Linked DNA regions of Homo sapiens: region 1 is linked to region 2. The links are chromatin loops, found by intact Hi-C in ENCODE. Cell type or tissue: lower leg skin. All regions are shown on one strand. Links, peaks and the distances in the headings refer to the core of each region. The heading gives the core; the rest is flanking DNA. Region 1 has its middle 510 kb from the start of MIR4522. Region 2 has its middle 630 kb from the start of MIR4522.

What was found. Hi-C counts contacts between places; a loop is a spot of excess contacts. Peaks named below come from ENCODE experiments on the same cell type or tissue, not always from the same donor. Only the 100,000 strongest peaks of a DNase experiment are listed, where the experiment ranks them.
Region 1: a loop joins it to region 2, with 21 times the contacts of the local background. A loop is called at or near these places in 1 of 110 quality-filtered maps.

Annotation. Positions count from the first base shown.
Region 1 is chr17:26,778,342-26,783,726 of GRCh38, forward strand. No RefSeq gene overlaps it. Among named protein-coding and RNA genes, the nearest start is that of MIR4522, 510 kb to the right of the region's middle. In lower leg skin, for the core only: no CTCF peak of the experiment used is centred there; a DNase peak (open chromatin) is centred at 2,284.
Region 2 is chr17:26,662,111-26,667,495 of GRCh38, forward strand. No RefSeq gene overlaps it. Among named protein-coding and RNA genes, the nearest start is that of MIR4522, 630 kb to the right of the region's middle. In lower leg skin, for the core only: no CTCF peak of the experiment used is centred there; no DNase peak of the experiment used is centred there.

The DNA.
Region 1 (5,385 bases), core at 173-5,172, 120 kb after region 2:
GAATTGAGATAATGAATATATTGCATAATATCTGGTACATAGCAAATGTACATGCAATCCATTATAATAATTAGAAATAATGAAATATAATGTATGATTATTAGGAAATGTACCAGAGCCACAAATTTTATTGAGCGATATAAAAGACAACTAGAGAAAACAAAGAAATGTGCCATAGCTGGATTGAAACAGTAATAATAATGTGTGTTCATCTTAGACTAAATCATGTCTCATACAATTTCAATAAAATTCCAATTAAATTTATTTTTAAAACGTGGCAAATACATTGTAAATTAAATGTAAAAGAACAAACAGGGCCAGGCTCAGTGGCTCAACCTGTAATCCCAGCATTTTGGGAGGCTGAGGCGGGCATATCATGAGATCAGGAGATCGAGACCATCCTGGCTAACACGGTGAAACCCCTTCTCTACTATAATACAAAAAATTAGCCGGGCGTGGTTGCAGGCGCCTGTAGTCCCAGCTACTCAGCAGTCTGAGGCAGGAGAATGGCGTGAACCCAGGAGGAGGAGCTTGTGGTGAGTGAAGATCATACCACTGCACTCCAGCTTGGGCGACAGAGAGAGATTCCATCTCAAAAATAAAATAAACTAAAATATAAAAAGAAAAAGAATTTGTGTCTTGTTTCCTCATTAATGTTGGTTGAAAGCATGTTTGCACTTGTCTTTGACTTGTGTTTTATTAACATCGATTGGCATATTAAAAGTCCCTCTGAGCTTACCTTGTCTAAAAAAATGTAAGAAGAAGGACTATGAGGCAGAGGGGCTGGTGTGAGCACATGCTGGGCAGGAGGAAAGAGGTAATGATCAGGACCAGGGAAATCCCCAAACCCAGCAAGTCAGGGAGCCAAATGAAAGCCTTTCATCCTGTATCGGCCACCTAACCCCATCGACACTCAAAGTGAGCATTCTCTCTTAGAGATACTCATTGTCCTGTTTTTTCTGTAACCTTGCAAAGGAATCTGATTTCTCCCATTAGCCTTTCACAGGACAAAAATTTCATATTAGAATGCTATTCTTTAGAAGGCATCTCAGATTAGGCTGCAAGGAGATTGAGGAAGTTACTGTCAGTCACTTATACCCCACAGGGACATTAATTCACCAGAGCTTTGGTGGGGGAGTAGAGGAGCTCATTACAAGCAGGTCTGGATGCTGCACAGAGTGTAAAGGGGGCAGAAGGATCCAGGACACCTAGGCCTGGAGATAGTGCCAATGCTGGGAGGTACCATTATTATCCCCATTTTACAGAGGAGGAAACAGACACTGGCAGGTAATGTGATCAAGACCATGCTGTCCTGCAGTACAGGAGCCAGGATCTAAACCAAGGCAGCCTGCCTTGCCATCAGCGCTATCACCCATAACCTCGTGCTGCCTTTAAGCAGGATTGCCCTGTGGCCAGGGGCACAGCTTCTGGGTTCACATTCCAGCTTCTCTACAATTTCCAGCTGTGTGACCTTGGGCAAGTTACTTGTCTGTGCTCAGCGTCCTCTGCACAGTGGGTATAGCAATACCTGCCTCATGGAGTCCTTTGAGTTAATCACTGTAACATGCTTAGAATGGTGCCATGCGCATCGTCACCATGCAGTACATATGGGCCATCATGCCTGAATCCCGGATAGATTAAAAGTCCCTCTGAGCTTAACTTCTCTAAAAAAATGTAAGAAAAAGGGCCTGTGGGAAGGACTATGAGGCAGAGGGGCTGGTGTGAGCACATGCTGGGCAGGATGAAAGAGGTAATGACCAGGACCATTGAAGGGTCTAAAATGACCAGTATCCTTGAAGAGTCTAAAATCTAGGATCCTGAAATGCCTGGCAGTGGGATCCTGAAATCCTCTGGCAGCATTTTAACATATTTTGGCTGCAGAATTGTACCCTGCTTCCCGGGGCTAGAAGGTGTGGGATCAGCTGCTTACTCAGTTCAGCCCCAAAGTAGGCAAAGAAGGTTTTGTCACAGGCTTGTCTAGGGCCCAGCCCCTGTAACCTCCCCTTGTCCCTCCCTTGCATGCTCCCTCACCCATATTCACACATGAACTCCAGGCATTCTGGGCCCCAAGGGAAGGAGAGAGGGTGGGGAGTGGGTTCACTGGTCTACCGAAGCATGCTGCCTTCAGCCCAGCTGAACTGCTGGGTCCAGGGAATGGGCCTGCAGCTGAAGGGGTCTTGCCCCCCCTTTAACTTTAAACTTTGATTTGCAGTGATCCAAGAGCTTCATCTCTTCCTGTGATCCTGTCTGGATGTTTATGCTGGATGGCACGGGCCCCTTCTGGCAGGGGTGCACAGGCCAGGGCATGGCTGGCAGCCATGGCAGGTAAGGAGACCTTGGCAGATGAGAAGACCTTCTGCTTCAGCTTCAATGTATGGGTCTTCTCCTGGCTCTCAGTACATTCCTCCTGAGCCATGATGGGCCCCAGTTCAATGAAACCTTCTGCGGCAGCATCATGGTGTCCAGGGGTATAATCTGGAGCAAGTGCCAGTGCTACCCCAAGATAGGTGGTTGTGGGGCTGAGTGAAGCCCAAAGGGCTGGATCTTGTACCTCTCTTCCACGTATCTGCTTCAACCTTCAATCATCTTGTTATTTTCATTTTGACTCCCGTTTTATTCTGTCTTCTCTTCTGAGCACCCATCCATTCATTTATCCATTCATCCATCTATTCAACCATCCATTCATCCCAGCATCAATCTATCAATCTATGCATCCATCCATTTATTTGTCCAACCACCCATCCATCTATCTGTCCATCATTTAGCATAAGGATTGATCAGAAGCCTCCTGGTTCTGGAGCCATAGACCAGACACCATGGGGAGACATGATGAAAAACAACATATGATTTGTGTGCTTGAAACAAAAGCTAATGAGTGCTTACCACCTGCCTGGCAGTCCTGCATTCAGGGTGCAGTTCTCCCCTCATCCTGAGCTTTTTGGTACCTTCTGTAGTTTCATTTTGTACTAGAGAATGCTGAGCCTCATAAAGTGGGATCACACAGCTGTGTAGTGGAGTTTGGATTGGAGCTCAGATGTGTGTGACTTAGGCATCATCCTCTACCTTGAGTCCTCCACTCCAGGGTCCCAGAGCTGCTGAGCATTCTGGGGTTGGTCAGCTCTAACTTTGGTGGCATGCATTGAGCAACTCTCCATATTTTGGAGTCTTAATGTATTCCTAGCCTTAGTGATGGCAAGGACCCTGCTTTGGGAGACCTGGGTTCTAGTTCCAGTCCTGTCCCAAACTTTCTGTGTGATCTTTGTCTTTCTGAGTCCAGTATTTGCATCTGCGTAATAGGACACAAGCACCAACTTTCACAGCCTCATAGGGCTATTACAGAGGTCAGAGAAGAGAAGAGATATACAAATATTTGTAGACTGTAGAGTGTTTTGTTTAGGTGAAGGGCTGTCAGGTCCTGACAACCCTCTGGAATGAACATGTCAGAAGTTGTAAACCTTCAATGCCCAGAGAGGTGGAGTGACTCTTCCAAGGTCACATATCTAGTCAGAGACAGACCAAGGGGAAAAAAATGAGAGAAAAATGGAATCTAACTTGGGCTCTGTCTCTAACTGCCTGGGAGACTGCTCAAGCCCCTTCACTCTCTAGGCCTCAGTTTCCTTGTTTTTACAATATGTGAGACAGGATGAGGGGATGGATGGGGAGGATATCTGGAGGCCTTGCTAGAACTCACCTCTAAGGCCCAGGCTTGGGAATCCCCAGAACCCCCATATTGTCCTTTACACCTGGATGGCTGTGCTCAAGGGCTCAGGGAGGGGGGACTCTTGTGGACCTGGACTCCCTAGCCCTTCCCATTCTGTGGGCCCACCTTGTGATGTCAGCATGTTAGGTGCTGGAATGGTCTCAGCAGGTTTGCAGTCATTTCCGAAGAAGTTTATGGTAACCTCACCTCTGTCTGCACCATGTCCTGGGCAGAGGTCCCCGGGAGAAGTCCTGGAGGCCAGAGCTACCCATGTCACCACCAGCCATGGCAGTCCTCTTCCCCATGAGGAGGCTGCACCCTGGGAGATGGCATCGGGTGGAACGGGACATCTGTCCTGACCTCCCAATTAGGCAGAGGTGGCTGTGGGACTGTGGGCAGGGATACTGGAGTGGCAGTGGGAAACGAAGTGGAGGAGGAAATATTGCTGGGTACTAATAGAATAGAATGTAATGGATTTCAATGTATTTGACTAGAATGAAATAGAATCGAATGGAATGTAATCCAATAGAATGGAATGGAATGAAATGCAATGGAATAGAATGCAATGCAATGGAACGGAATGTAGTGGAATCGGGTGGAATGGAATTGAATGGAATGGACTGGAATGGAATGGACTCGAATGGAATGCACTGGAGTGGATTGTATTCGAATGAAATGGAAACGAAAGGAATGGAATGGAATGGAAAGGAATAGAATGGAATGGAATTGGATGGACTGGAGTCGAATGGAATAGAATCGAATGGAATGGCATCAAATGGAATGGAATCTAATGGAATGTACTTGAATGGAATGGACTCGAATGGAATAGAATTGAATGGAATGGCATTGAATGAAATGGAATGGAATGGAATGAAATGGACACAAATGTAATGGACTCGAATGGAATGGACTCAAATAGAATGGAATTGAAAGAAATGGTCTCGAATGGAATTTATTCGAATAGAATGGAATCGAATGGAATGCAATAGTATGGAATGGAATCGAATGGAATGGAATCGAATGGAATGGACCGGAATGGAATGGACTGGAATAGAATGGAGTCGAATGTAATGGATTGCAATGTAATTGATTCGAATGGAATCGAATCGAATGGAACGGAATCGAATGGAATGGACCAAAATGGAATGGACTGGAATAGAATGGAATCGAATGTAGTGGATTGCAGTGTAATTGATTTGAAAGGAATGGAATCGAATGGAATGTAATCAAATGGAAAGGAATTGAATGAAATGGAATGGAATAAAATGGAATGCAATGGAATGGAACAGAGCGGAATCGAGTGGAATGGAATCGAATGGAATGGACTGGAACAGAATGGACTCGAATGGAATGGAATGGAACAAAACGGAATCAAACGGAATGGAATTGAATGGAACGGAACGGAACGGAATGGAATGGAATGGAATGGAATGGAATGGACTCGAATGGAATGGAGTTGAATGGAGTGGAATCAAATGGAATGGAATCAAATAGAAGGCAATTGAATAGAATCGAAAGGAATAGAATGGAATGGAGAATAATGGAAAGATATCGAATGGAATGTAATGTAATGGAAACAAATAGAATGCGATTGAATAGAATCGAATGGAATAGAATAGAATGCAGTATAATAGAAAGATACTGAATGTAATGTAATGTAATGGAATCAAATGGAATGGACTGGA
Region 2 (5,385 bases), core at 118-5,117:
AGTTTTGAAACAATCTTTTTGTAGAAACTGCAAGTGGATATTTAGACCGATTTGAGGTCTTCGTTGGAAATGAGAATAGCTTCAAATAAAATGAGACTGAAGCATTCTCAGAAACTTCTTTGTGATGTGTGTATTCAACTCACAGAGTTGAACATTCCTTTTGACAGAGCAGTTTGAAACACTCTTTTAGTACAATCTCCAAGTGGATATTTGGAGGGCTTTCAGGCTTTTGGTGGAATGGGAATTATCTTCAGATAGAAACTAGAAAGAAGCTTTCTGAGAAACTTCTTTGTGATGTGTACATTCAACTCACAGAATTGAACATCCCTTTTGATAGAGTGGTTTTGAAACACTCTTTTTGTAGAATCTGGAAGCAGATATTTGGAGCGCTTTGAGGCCTTCGTGGGAAACGGGAATAACTTCACATAAAAAGTAGACAGAAGCATTCTCAGAAACTTCTTTGTGATGTGTGCATTCAACTCACAGAGTTGAACATTCCTTTTGACAGAGCAGTTTTGAAACACTCTTTTTGTAGAATCTGCAGGTGGACACCTAGAGCGCTTTGAGGCCTCTGGTGGAAAAGGTAATATCTTCACATAGAAACTAGAGAGAAGCATTCTAAGAAACCTCCTTTTGATGTGTGCCTTCAACTCAGAGTTGAACCTTCCTTTTGATAGAGCAGTTTTGAAACACTCTTTTTGTAGAAACTGCAATTGGATATTTGTACCGATTTGAGGCCTTCGTTAGAAACGGGAATAGCTTCACCTAAAAAGTACACAGAAGCATTCTCAGAAACTTCTTTGTTATCTGTGCATTCAACTCACAGAGTTGAACATTCTTTTTGAGAGAGCAGTGTTGAAACACTCTTTTTGTAGAATCTTCAAGTGGAGATTTGGAGCGCTTTGAGGCCTGTGTTGGAAAAGGAAGTATCTTCACATAGAAACTAGACAGAAGCATTCTGAGAAACTTCTTTGTGATATGTGCATTTAACTCATAGAGCTGAACCTTCCTTTTGATAGAGCAGTTTTGAAACACTCTTCTTGAAGGATCTGCAAGTGGATATTTGGAGGGCTTTGAGGCCTATGGTAGAAAAGGAAATATCGTCATATAAAATTAGACAGAAGCATTCTCAGAAACTACTTTGGATGTTTGCATTCAACTCACAGAGTTGAACATTCCTTTTGACAGAGCAGTTTTGAAACACTCTTTTTGTAGAATCTGCAAGAGGACATTTGGAGTGCTTTCAGGCCTGTGGTGGAAAAGGGAATATCTTCACATGGAAACTAGACAGAAGTATTCTCAGAAACTTCTTTGTGATGTGTACATTCAACTCACAGATTTGAACAAGTCTTTTGATAGAGCAGTTTTGAAACCCTCTTTTTGTAGAATCTGCAAGTGGATATTTGGACTGCTTTGTGGCCTTCATTGGAAATGTGGTTATCTTCTCATAAAAACTAGACAGAAGCATTCTCAGAAGCTACTTTGTGATGTGTGTATTCAACTCACAGATTTGAACCTTCTTTTTGCTAGCACAGATTTGAAACACTCTTTTTCTGGAATCTGCTAAAGGACATTTGGAGGGCTTCGAGGGCTACAGTGGAAAAGGAAATATTTCACATAAACACTAGACAGAAGCCTTCTCAGAAACTTCTTTGTGATATTTGCATTCAACTCACAGAGTTGAACAGAACTTTTCATAGGGCAGTTTTTTAGAAATTTTTTTTTGTTTTTTTTTTTTGTTTCTTTTTTATTATTATTATACTTTGTTTTAGGGTACATATGCACAATGTGCAGGTTAGTTACATATTTATACATGTGCCATGCTGGTGCGCTGCACCCACTAAATCGTCATCTAGCATTAGTTATATCTCCCAATGACATCCCTCCCCCCTTCCCCCCACCCCATAACAGGCCTCAGAGTGTGATGTTCCCCTTAATGTGTCCATGTGTTCCCATTGTTGAATTCCGACCTATGAGTAAGAATATGCGGTGTTTGGTTTTTTGTCCTTGCGAGAGTTTACTGAGAATGATAATTTCCAATTTCATCCATGTCCCTACAAAGGACATGAACTCATCATTTTTTATGGCTGCACAGTATTCCAAGGTGTATATGTGCCACATTTTCTTAATCCAGCCTATCATTGTTGGACATTTGGATTGGTTCCAAGTTTTTGCTATTGTGAATAGTGCCACAATAAACACACGTGTGCATGTGTTTTTATAGCAGCATGATTTATAGTCCTTTGGGTATAAACACTCTTTATGTTGAATATGCAAGTGGATATTTAGACGGGTTTGAAGCCTTCGCTGGAAACGGGAATGCCTTCACATAGAAACTAGACAGAAGCATTCTCAGAAACTTCTTTGTGATGTATGCATTCAACTCACAGAGTTGAAACTTCTTTTTGGTAGAGCAGTCTTAAACACTCTTTTTGGAGAATCTGGAAATGGATAATTGGAGCGCTTTGAGGCCTATGGTGGAAACGGGAATAGCTTCATGTAAAAACTAGACAGAAGCATTCTCAGAAATTTATTTGTGATGTGTGCATTCAACTCAGAGCAGAGCATTCCTTTGGACAGAGCAGTTCTGAAACACTCTTTTTGTAGAATTTGCAAGTGCACATTTGGAGAGCTTTGAGGCCTGTGGTGGAAAAGGAAATATCTTCACATAGAAACTAGAGAGAAACATTCTCAGGATCTTCTTTGTGATGTGTGCATTCAACTTACTGAGTTGAACCTTCCTTTTGATAGAGTAGTTTTGAAACACTCTTTTGGTAGAATCTGCAAGAGGATATTTGGAGTGCTTTGAGGCCTGTGGTGAAAAAGGAAATGTCTTCACATAGAAACAAGACAGAGCATTCTCAGAAACTTCTTTGTGTTCTGTGCATTCAACTCACAGGGTTGAACCTTCCTTTTGATAGAGCAGATTTGAAACACTCTTTTTGAAGAATCTGCAAGTGGATATTTTGATGGCTTTGAGGCCTTCGGTGGAAATGGGAATATCTTCACATAAAAACTAGAGAGAATCATTCTCAAAAACTTCTTTGTGACGTGTGCATTAAACTGACAGAATTGAACCTTTCTTTTGAAAGAACAATTTTGAAGCACTCTTTGTGTAGAATCTGAAAGCGGATATTTGGACCGCTTTGAGGCCTATGGTAGAAAAGGAAATATTTTCATATAAAAAGCAGACAGAAGCATTCTCAGAAACTTCTTTGTGGTGTGTGCATTCAACTCACAGAGTTGAACATTCCTTTTGATAGAGCAGTTTTGAAACACTCTTTTTGTTGAACCTGCGAGTGGATATTTGGACCGCTTTGAGGCCTATGGTGGAAACGGGTGTAGCTTGTCATAAAGAGTAGACAGAAGCATTCTAAGAAACTACATTGTGATGTGTGCATTCAATTCAGAGTTGAACCTTCATTTTGCTAGAGCAGTTTTTTTTGATATGGAGTCTCGCTCTGTCCCCAGGCTGGAGTGCAGTGGCATGATCTCAGCTCACTGCAACCTCCGTCTCCTGGGTTCACGCCATTCTCCTGCCTCAGCTTCCCACATAGCTGGGACTACAGGTGCCCGCCACCATGCCCAGCTATTTTTTTTTTTTTTTGTATTTTTAGTAGCGACGGGGTTTCACCGTGTTAGCCAGGATGGTCTCGATCTCCTGACCTCATGATCCGCCCGCTTCAGCCTCCCAAAGTGCTGGGATTACAGGCGTGAGCCAACGCGCCTGGCCAGAGCAGTTTTGAAACACTGTTTTCGAAGTATCTGCAAGTGGATATTTGGAGCGTTTTGAGGCCTGTGGTGGAAAAGCATATATATTCACCTAGAAACTAGGGAGAAGCATTCTCAGAAACTTCTTTGTGATGTGGGCATTCAACTTACAGAGTTGAACCTTCCTTTTAATAGAGCAGTTTTGAAACACTCTTTTGGTAGAATCTGCAAGTGGATATTTGGAGTGCTTTGAGTCCTGTGGTAGAAAAGGAAATATCTTCATATAAAAACTAGACAGAAGCATTCTTAGAAACTACTTTGTGATGTGTGCATTCATCTCACGGAGTTGAACATCCCTTTTGATAGAGCAGTTTTGAAACACTCTTTTTGTAGAAAATGCTGTGGATATTTGGACCGATTTGAGGCCTTCATTGGAAACGGGAATAGTTTCACATAAAAACGAGGCAGAAGCATTCTCAGAAACTTCTTTGTGATGTGTGCATTCAACTCACAGAATTGAACCTTCTTTTGATAGAGCAGTTTTGAAACACTCTTTTTGTAGAATCTCCAAGTGGACATTTGGAGGACTTTTAGGTCTTTGGCGGAAAGGGAAATATCTTCACATAGAAACTAGAAAAGCATTCCGAGAAACTTCTTTGTGATGTGTACATTCAACTCAGAGAGTTGAATATCCCTTTTGATAGAAGAGTTTTGAAACACTCTTTTTGTAGAATCTGCAAGTGGATATTTGGAGTGCTTTGAGGCCTTCATGAGAAACGGGAATAGATTTTCACATAAAAAGTAAACAAACATTCTCAGAAACTTCTTTGTGATGTCTGCATTCAACCCACAGATTTGAACTTTCCTTTTGACAGAGCAGTTTTGAAACCCTCTTTTTGTACAAACTGCAATTGGATATTTGGACCGATTTGAGACCTTCGTTGGAAATGGGAATAGCTTCACATAAAAAGTAGACAGACGCAATCTCAGAAACTTCTTAGTGATCTGTGCATTCATCTCACAGAGTTGAACGTTTCTTTTGATAGAGCAGTTTTGAAATACTCTTTTTGTAGAATTTGCAAGTGGATATTTGGAGCGCTTTGAGGCCTGTGGTGGAAGAGGAAATATCTTCACATAGAAATTAGGGAGAAGCATTCTCAGAAACTTGTTTGTGATGTGTGCATTCAACTCACCGAATTGAACCTTCCTTTTGATGGAGCAGTTTGGAAACACGCTTTATGAAGAATCTGGTAGTGGATATTTTGATGGCTTTGAGGCCTTCGGTAGAAATGGGAATATCTTCATATAAAAACTAGACAGAAACATTCTCAAAAACATGTTTTTGATGTGTGCATTCAACTCACAGAATTGAACTTTCCTTCTGAAAGAGCAGTTTTGAAACAATCTTTTTGTAGAATCTGCAAGTGGATATTTGGACAGCTTTGAGGCCTGTGGTGGAAACGGGAATAGCTTGACATAAAGAGTAGCCAGAAGCATTCTCAGAAACTTATTTGTGATGTGTGCATTCAACTCACAGTGTTGAACCTTCCTTTTGATAGAGTAGCTTTGAAACAGTCTTTTTGAATGATCTGCAAGTGGATATTTGGAGTGTTTTGAGGCCTGTGTTAGTAAAGAAAATATCTTCATATAAAAACTATAAAAACTAGACAGAAG